2 separate regions of the Homo sapiens genome follow, and region 2 is linked to region 1. A link is an interaction called in ENCODE POLR2A ChIA-PET data of the cell type or tissue named here. Cell type or tissue: GM12878. All regions are shown on one strand. Links, peaks and the distances in the headings refer to the core of each region. The heading gives the core; the rest is flanking DNA.

Region 1 (4,412 bases), core at 222-4,221:
TGGGCTGCCAATATGTGCAACACAGTCTGCTCTCAACACAGTCCCTGTATTCTGTATTATATTTTATCTTCAGGCAATAGAACAAGAGCCCCTAATATATTGTTGCATGTATGCAAAACTCAGGTTTCTAAGTCACAGTTAAATTTGGACATTTTCCTTAGTCAAAGATAGTTTTGAGTATTCTGCATGTGACATAATAAGGAAGAAAATCAACATCCAGTCAAATTTTAGTGTGCATATTTTCCTTCTAAATTTCATACCAGGAAAATGGAAAAGTGGAGTTCACCAGTAGGTTTTAGCCTTTTAAAGATCAAGGTTTTTATGTTTAATGAAAAATGTTAGGCTAGGGAGAAGAAAAGGGAAAGATTCTTGAAGGGAAAAAGAGAAGTTTCATTTGAATGCATACAGCAAGTGTTGCCATGGGAACCGTGCTCCAACTGTGAAAAAGAACATTCATCCTGCCTGTTATTGGGAAGTCCATCATGTGCTGGCAGCTGCAAAAATCCTTCTCTTATTAGTGCAAAATTTTAATTTTCCAAAGGGTTTGGGTGTGGATAAGTGGTTTAAATAGTGATAAGGTCTCCCCAAGTAAGCTATAACCATTACCTAAAATTTTGATTCTGATGACAGTGTTTTTTATTATTTTCACTAATTACTATCATTTTCTAAGCGTCTTCCATAACTGCTGTGGAGACAAGGAAATATTTGAGGGTACAGACTCTTTTTATAATTGCTTTTTTCATTGTTATTTGTCTTAGGCCAGCTAAACTATAGATATCATATATAATGTTATATATATATCATTCACATCAAATTCTTCTATTACTATTTACTGAGAACATATAAAAGATCTGTTTTATATTACAAATATGGAGAATTTTGCTATCAGAAATCAATGCAAACAATGCCAAGTGGCCAGAAGTTTAGTCTTAATCCCCAATCTACAATTGCAACAAATTTTATGCTTTGGGGGAAAACGATTAATGCCCAGCTAATTTTTAAAAAAATAAACTAATGTCTGTTGGAATAATTGCTCCTTTGTAGGTGAGAGACATAATGCTCCATGTGAGGTGCAGTTTGGCATAGTTGAGAATGGGGACTGGTGGAACCAGTTGCCTGAATAAATCCGTGTTCTTCCATTTAATGGAAGCATGAACTTGGACAAGTTACATACACCATTTTCTTCTTTAAAACAGAGATTATGGTGATAATAACACTTTGTAGGGTTGGTGAGGAGATCAAAATGCTAATATAGTGGTTAGCAAACTATTTCTATAAAGGATCATATAGTAAATATTTGATGCTTTATAGGACATACAGTCTTTGTGGTAACTAGTCAACTCTGCTGTGGTAGCATGAAAGCAGTGATAGGAAATACGAAAATTAATAGGTGTGGCCAACTTAAAAGAAAACTGTATCTATAAAAACAAACAGCAATGCTGAACCTGGCCTGTGAGATGTAGTTTGCCAACCCCATGAAGCACTTGCAATAATGCTTAATTCAGAATAAGTGTCAAATAGGTGTTAAATATTATGGGTTACACTGAATTTTTGTGGTTGATTTAAAAACAAAAACAAAAAACAAGGTCTTGTTCTGTTGCCCAGTGTGGAGTTCAGTGGTGTGATCATAGCTCACAGTAATCTCAAACAACTGGCCTCAAGTGATCCTCCCACCTTAGCCTCCCCAGTAGCCAGGACTACAAGCATATGTGACAATGTCTGGTTAATTTTTTAAATTGCTTTTGTAGAGATGAGCTCTTGCTATGTTGTCCAGGCTGTTCTCAAACTCCTGGCCTCAAGTGATCCTCCCACCTCAACCTCCCAAAACACTAGGATTACTGGCGTGAGCCACTGCACCCTGCTGTGGTTGATTTTAATTTAAACTGAATAAAGCACGTTGAAGTTACCAACATATTCTCAAAATTAGGAATTCAACTGAGACATAATTCATCCAGAAACACAATTTAAAGGCGTACAAATGATTCAGAGTTTTTAACTCATCTGTGTAATGGAAGACCATAGTACTAAGTAAATATTACTCTGGAGATTCCTCTACTACTAAGAGTAAACTACATAATTCATTAGTTATAAAACATAAGAAATAAAAATTTAAATGGAGTGATTAGAATAAGTTGCTCTGTAAAGATTTTTAATGTACCATTTTATTCAAGGAATAATTTAAAGAGCAAGAGTAATGTAAAACTACAATGGGAATGTCAGTTACATTGAGATAAAACTAAGACTTTAAAAAAATGATATTTACTGTGAGATAAAAGTATCATCAAATTATGATCACAATTTATGATATAAAATAAGCTTCTTATGTCACTGATAATAGTACTTGTGCTCACCTTTCATAATCAAAATATGAAAACCACTTGAAATTGTAACCATGAGTGGCAGGTGGTAAAATTTCAAATGCTTATTTCAATGGTACTAATAATATTTTAGTTTTAGAGCCTCAAGATTTAAAGGACTAGGCTGCCATATTTTTCCTCCAGGAGCTAGAGTTATGGACTGCCTCTAATTAAATAATATCCAGGCTGCAGTTTACCAAAATGATCATGAAATAATCATCCCCTTCTCAAATCATTCAATCCTAAACTGATAAAATTCTCTAAGCTTCAGTTGCAAACTTATCCTTTAAATGTATGACCAAGAAATATATAATTTCAAAAGAAAATAAAGATTAGCATATAGTATGTATTATTTTTCTCAATTAACAAAATTTATTGACAGAAAAAGACCCCAAAAGACACATCTGTAGTGGAAGATTAATTTTGTTTTCATCCGGAACGTTGTTTCTCTGAATAACTTGATTACAAAGCCCCTAGAAGCTGATATTAAAATTGACTTAACTAATCATGAAAATCCAAAAACTTTGGGTGGCTTTGCAAATTTATCTTTTACTTATCCCATGAACACACACTATACAAAGATTTGAAGTTAAGTTCTCTCTGAATGGTTTTTTCAGTCATAACCTACACATTTTCAGTAATGCTCAGCCAGAATGGTCATCATGTTACTCTAGAGGAACAAATTTAGAGCTGACTTCTGAAAATAGAAAAATATACATGTTGATTTTTGAGTTCTCAAAGTAATTACTAGGTTCAAAGATAATATTCCATATTGTTTAAGTATTTGGCTTCTATAAAGTGCAACTGTCTAATACACCAAAAGATGTAGACCACTAAAACATATAAATTTTCATTAGCATTCACATAAATCCTATTTCACCTAAGACAGACCCTGTTTATGCCTGTTTCACTGATAGATTTTCTTTTGACTTTTAAAATTATCCCAGTATGGAAAATGATATATGTAGATGCATTAAACTTTCAAATACTTATTTATTTCTAGATACTGTCAACAAACATTTTAGTACCTACCACATGCCAAGCATCTTCTAGGCCCCATGTACATTCTGTTTTAATGAATTTACACAAAAAATTGTTTTAATTATTGAAGAGGGCACTGAGGCTTCTACTTCCCGTAGGATATTAACATAGCTATTAGAAGCTATTATTACTGCTCAGAAATAAATGCCTTGGCTTCTGACACTGAGGGACTTCACTGGCCAACTAAGTGGTCTTAACTGAAATTAGTAAATTACACAGAAATAATTGCCACAGTTGATTAGCATACAGCCCTGGTGTCAAGGTCTAGAACAAAATTAAAGATTTCCGTCTTTTCTATAACTGTGAAGTTTGAGCTCCAGGCATTACATATTCATACAAAGTTCCAAAATGGGGATAAAGAATAGGTTGCCCTTCTAGCATAGAGGCAAATGAAATGAAATTCAATGTTTTAGACAAGACATGATAAAAGCATAGTTGGTAGTATTTGAAATAATCTTATATGGAAATTGAAGTGATCAAACTGGAAATAATTCAATAAACATTACCTACCATAAAGCTTTTTATATTACTTATTCCCAAATGAATGTTCATATCCATTTTGAATGTGATATGTACCTCCTCACATATTAATCCTTACAAAAATCTCGACATGTATATAGCCAACATGATTCTCATTTTACAGATGAATAAACAGTTTTACAAACGTTGTAACATTTATATTTTTAATAGCAAGAAGCTTTGTGGCTTATAGGAGAGACAGACACAGAAAATATAAATTAAACTATATTTATTCATTATCTTCCACATTAAGATTCTCAGAATTAATTGTTCTCTTAAAGAAATGGTGCAGCACTCTGTAGCTGCTCTCCAATCTTCAGACATTTTATTTTTTCCACCCGTCATAATGAGATCTGACTTCCTCTGTATGTTATTTTTTGGGGTTGGGTTCTGCTAGATGTCAGTATAATCTGAAGAGATAGATAGAGAGAGAGAGAGAGACAGAGACAGAGAAAGAGATCATCATAGTATGATGATTATTTCTGAATAAAAGCA
Region 2 (4,412 bases), core at 283-4,282, 85 kb before region 1:
CCTCTCCACACTCTTAGTGAGATGGGGTGCAATTTGGGATTCTGAGAATTCTCTGAGGAGCAGAAGTCACCAAAATCTGACGGCCAAACCTCCTGGCAGATCAGATCAACCCAGGATGGAAATTACCCAGGTCAAAGCAGATTAGCTCAGCATAATAGACTCAGGTTTTGGTTTGTGACATAAGAACACTGCATGATTTGAACAGACAACTTCCCTTATACAGCTCGAGGGATTATGACCACAGGTGACAGAAATGTGGCAGAGAAAACAGTATCCCATTTCTGCTTACAATTAATTAAAAAAAAGTCAGTAATTAAGGTGGAAGTTCAACTTTTTTTTTTTTTTACAGAGTGTTCTGAATATTTACCTGTTTAGCATTGCAGTAAGCTTACATACAGATACACACACATTAATTAAATGTATCTAAATTTTAAAACATTAAAAATGATTCAAATAAATGGAAAGGCATATTATACCTCTAGGAAGAAAAATCAATATCATAAAGATATAAATTCTCCACAAATGGATCAATAGATTCAATGAACTGTTCATAATATAAAAGTTTAATATGATGTATAATAAGGAAAGAAACCCATATGTCTATCTACAGAAGGATAGGTTAATTAATTGTGGTATATTTGTAAAATGGAATATTATTGAGCTATGTCAATGAACAAACTTTTCACAAACATCAAATGGAAGATATTCAGTAAAATGGCAACTCCTATTAAAGATATTATATTGTATTATGTATACTGAAGATAATATTTATTAATTTTGATTCCTGCAGGGATATTTACCTGAGTAGAGCATTGTTAAAACTTAAATATTTTTCCACTGCTATTTCAGCATACACTGTACCACATTAATTTAAAATGATACTGTAGCAACAATTAGCTATGTTGAAAATGGCTGCTTTTCAACTCAGAAAAGGAAAAATAGACAAAAATTCTCATGAGAATTTTTATTTATACATAAATAATTCTGTCTTTATTACTCAATGTTATTGATTACTCAGGAGTAAAAACACAGTAGTAACAAATTTAGAACAGTTTGGAAATATATATTTGGCCTGAAAACATGCATACTACCATTTTAATTTTTAAGAGATTTTTTAAATATATATAAGGAAAAATGGCATGGTAAACCAATGTCCAAATGTAGAAGTAGGAGTAGCAACTTAAATAATTCTTAAGAGTAGAAAGCTGATAATAGTTGTCCTCAGTCTTCGTTTGCATATATAAGTAGCAATATTTCTTTTACTGTAGCTTTTCTTCCTTTTTTTTTTTGTATTTTATTGAGATCACCTTTCTCAAATCCTCTCTATGAAAATTTTAGGCCTTTGATGAAATGACCTTCATATTTGGGTGCCAAAGAACCAGAGGATTTCAAATGTTCCTGATAAAGACGAGTTAAGAAATATATTTTTATTCAGTATGCCCATCCATACTCACTTACATTCAACAAGGTATAAAATTAATACATCCACTATGTTATGTCTTAAAGGCAGTTTGAAAAACAGAACCAAGGATTTGAGTTTGGGAAACCTTTGCTAGTGCAAAGACTCATGGCAAGACAAGCACCAAATACACTTTAAAATATTTATTCAGATTTATTTGTACTTCACTCTGATCCCTCCCTGCCTCTCCACCCACCCTCTTACCTGTGTACAGATTTCTAACATTATCTTCTTGAATGTACAATAGTCTAATCTACAGTTTTTTTCTGTTGTAGATATAGCCACTCCAATCCATTTTCACAAGCAGCAAGTGACATTTGTAGAAGATAGAAACCAAAATCCTACTCTAAAAATAGATTATAATGTGGTTTCTTTCTGGCTTTATTTTCTGCTACTCCCCACATTCATCCTCTCCTCTAGACACACCATCTATTTATAGTTGCTAGATGAACACTTTAAATTATTTACCATAAGTATAGGTTAGGATTCAATCATGGAACCAGAACAACTGTGAGTGATATAAAATAAAACACATTATAAGGATTTATGCCTTACAAAATTCTGGGGAAAGTGGGTGAAGTAAAGTTCCAGGAGACGGTTGAAGCATCAGAGAAAAGTCACTTACCAAGGAGACAGCTAAGGAAAACTGGTGAAGAAATCTATGGAAGAAGTTGCCTCTGTATCTGCTGGTGAGGTAGAAGTTGCTTTGATCGGTAGATAAGCCATCAGGAAGAAAAGCTCTAAACGAAATAGAAAAAAAAAAAAAAGAAAAGAAAAGACAACCTAAAATCCTTGAGAATAAACTGGTATTCACAAAGACACATCAGAATATGCTTCAAACCCAAATGATACAGGTAATCTGCAGAAGAAGCTGGTGTCTTTCACCCCAGAGTTGCACACGTGTCTGACTCAGGACTTGGAAAAGCTGAAGGAAGCGATCTGACAGCAGGCAGAGGAGCTGTGGGTCTATGCACACCAGTGAGAGAAGCCCGTGAATCAGCAGCAAATGTGCCAAGGGTTGGCCATGCATGGAGGCTTGTACTAATCTTCTGTAATGACTGCTGTTCCTCTTGTACCTTCCAAATCTCACTTAAAGCTCTTTGTGCCAAATCCTAATTATACAGGGAAAGTAGTTCTAGAAAATTCCGTGCCTGCTTGGCTAAAATCTTATAGTAAAAAACCACCACATTCTATTTATGTGTATTCCCTCCTCTGCCTGGAGAGTCCCTTCACCTCAGTGTTACCACCTAATCTAGATAGTATCTCCTCCCCCACAGAGAATTCTCTTTTAAATACACAATTTGTTTTAAATATCTCTCCTCTCATACTTCCTAACTAATGTTGCTAATGGCTATTATAATAATATATTATAAACCATAATTATTATAACATATCATATAATAATGTCTAAATATTATATTTTCTTCATTTTACATTTATGAATTTTCTAATTTTACTAACTTAAATTTCACTCCTTTAAACTTGTGTTTAAGTGTTTAATATTATTAAAAACTATTTGTGGAGGAAATAAATGAATACTATTTATCACATCCTACCCTATATATCGAATTATTTATCTGCCATCCCAACTGTATTATATGCTTCTTGAGGACAGGACTGAGTGGTCTTTTGGTGTCTCTCTATCCTCAGCACTTACTAAATGCCAGAAACATTTTATATGTTCAACCAATTTGGTTCAACATATGATTTTATATACATCACTATCTTCCTTTCTAGCAGTCAAAAAGGAGTCTTTCTTGACAGTTTTTGTATATTTGTCACAAGTTCATATTAATTGGCCACATAGTCAGAGGGCACCTAATAAGTGCTGCAAAATGTTATATTTAAATCGATATGTGTTTTTTTACGTATACCTGTATGTATACCTGACAATTCAGGATGTCTGATGTGTTCATGAGTGGATAGATACTTCATGAATAGGACAAGAAATTTTAATGTATTCATAATATTACTTGTCAGAAAGCCAAGTCATTGATCATCTTTATAATTCTCACAATGAATGACTCTAACTCATGCATACAGGCCGTCGATACTTGCTGTCACAATATAAGAATTAATTTCAGTTAAATGTTCACAGATAAATTAGAACACTTTTGCTGTTTGGATATCTGCTTTGCCTCATCACTTTTATGACTTCTCTTATCTTTCTGTTAGGCTTATAAGCTCTCTGTCTACAAATTTGACTGAGTAAGACACACCATTTGAGATATACATGTTCACATCTTACAGAAAAAAATCGTTAAACTACTCACCAGTTGAATGTAATTTAGTTCCATGCCAGTTTACTAGGCAACACATTTATTCAGCCTAATGCACTGTGTTCTGATTTCTAACAACAGAAGCCAGCTGATTTTCACAGTGAAAAACAATTTACAGATAAAAATCAATCTGTTTTACTTGACTGGATGGCAAACACCTTACAAATATTTACTTTAGCTGTTTTTTTGTTTTTTTTTTTCCTAAAGCAAAACGCTTTTAAAAATTTCAATTTGATTCGTTTTGTAAAACATTTTGGAGTTGTCCTCCTTCTCTTATTCTCTTTTCTCAGGAATTCCTTGCCCATTTTTACACTTATCATGCTCCCTTATTATTTTAATTTTTTTCTGCTTACACATCTTCAATCAAAAATCTTATTTAGGGCCAGGCATGATGGCTCACACCTGTAATCCCAGCACTTTGGGAGGCTGAAGCAGGTGGATCACTTGAGGTCAGGAGTTCAAGACCAGCCTGGCCAAAATGGTGAAACCCCGTCTCTACTAAAAATACAAAAAAATTAGCCAGATGTGGTAGTGCACTCCTGTAATACCAGATACTCTGGAGGCTGAGGCAGGAGAATTGCTTGAACCCTGGAGATGAAGGTTGCAGTGGGCCGAGATCATGCCACTGCACTCCAGCCTGGGCAACAGAGTGAGACTCCACATCTCAAAAAAAA

The links. ChIA-PET counts read pairs that join two places held together with the same protein. Peaks named below come from ENCODE experiments on the same cell type or tissue, not always from the same donor. Only the 100,000 strongest peaks of a DNase experiment are listed, where the experiment ranks them.
Region 2: POLR2A ChIA-PET joins it to region 1 with 6 read pairs; 2 of 35 experiments call an interaction of 5 or more read pairs at or near these places.

Annotation. Positions count from the first base shown.
Region 1 is chr4:43,676,643-43,681,054 of GRCh38, reverse strand. No RefSeq gene overlaps it. Among named protein-coding and RNA genes, the nearest start is that of LINC02383, 190 kb to the right of the region's middle. In GM12878, for the core only: no CTCF peak of the experiment used is centred there; no DNase peak of the experiment used is centred there.
Region 2 is chr4:43,761,448-43,765,859 of GRCh38, reverse strand. It overlaps LOC124900848 (a long non-coding RNA gene), which reads right to left and starts at 2,365. Exons shown (of 2, transcript XR_007058445.1): 1 at 2,085-2,365; 2 at 1-1,398. RefSeq lists enhancers at 2,488-2,557, 2,628-2,757. In GM12878, for the core only: no CTCF peak of the experiment used is centred there; a DNase peak (open chromatin) is centred at 2,449; H3K4me3 peaks cover 1,251 bases; H3K27ac peaks cover 1,602 bases.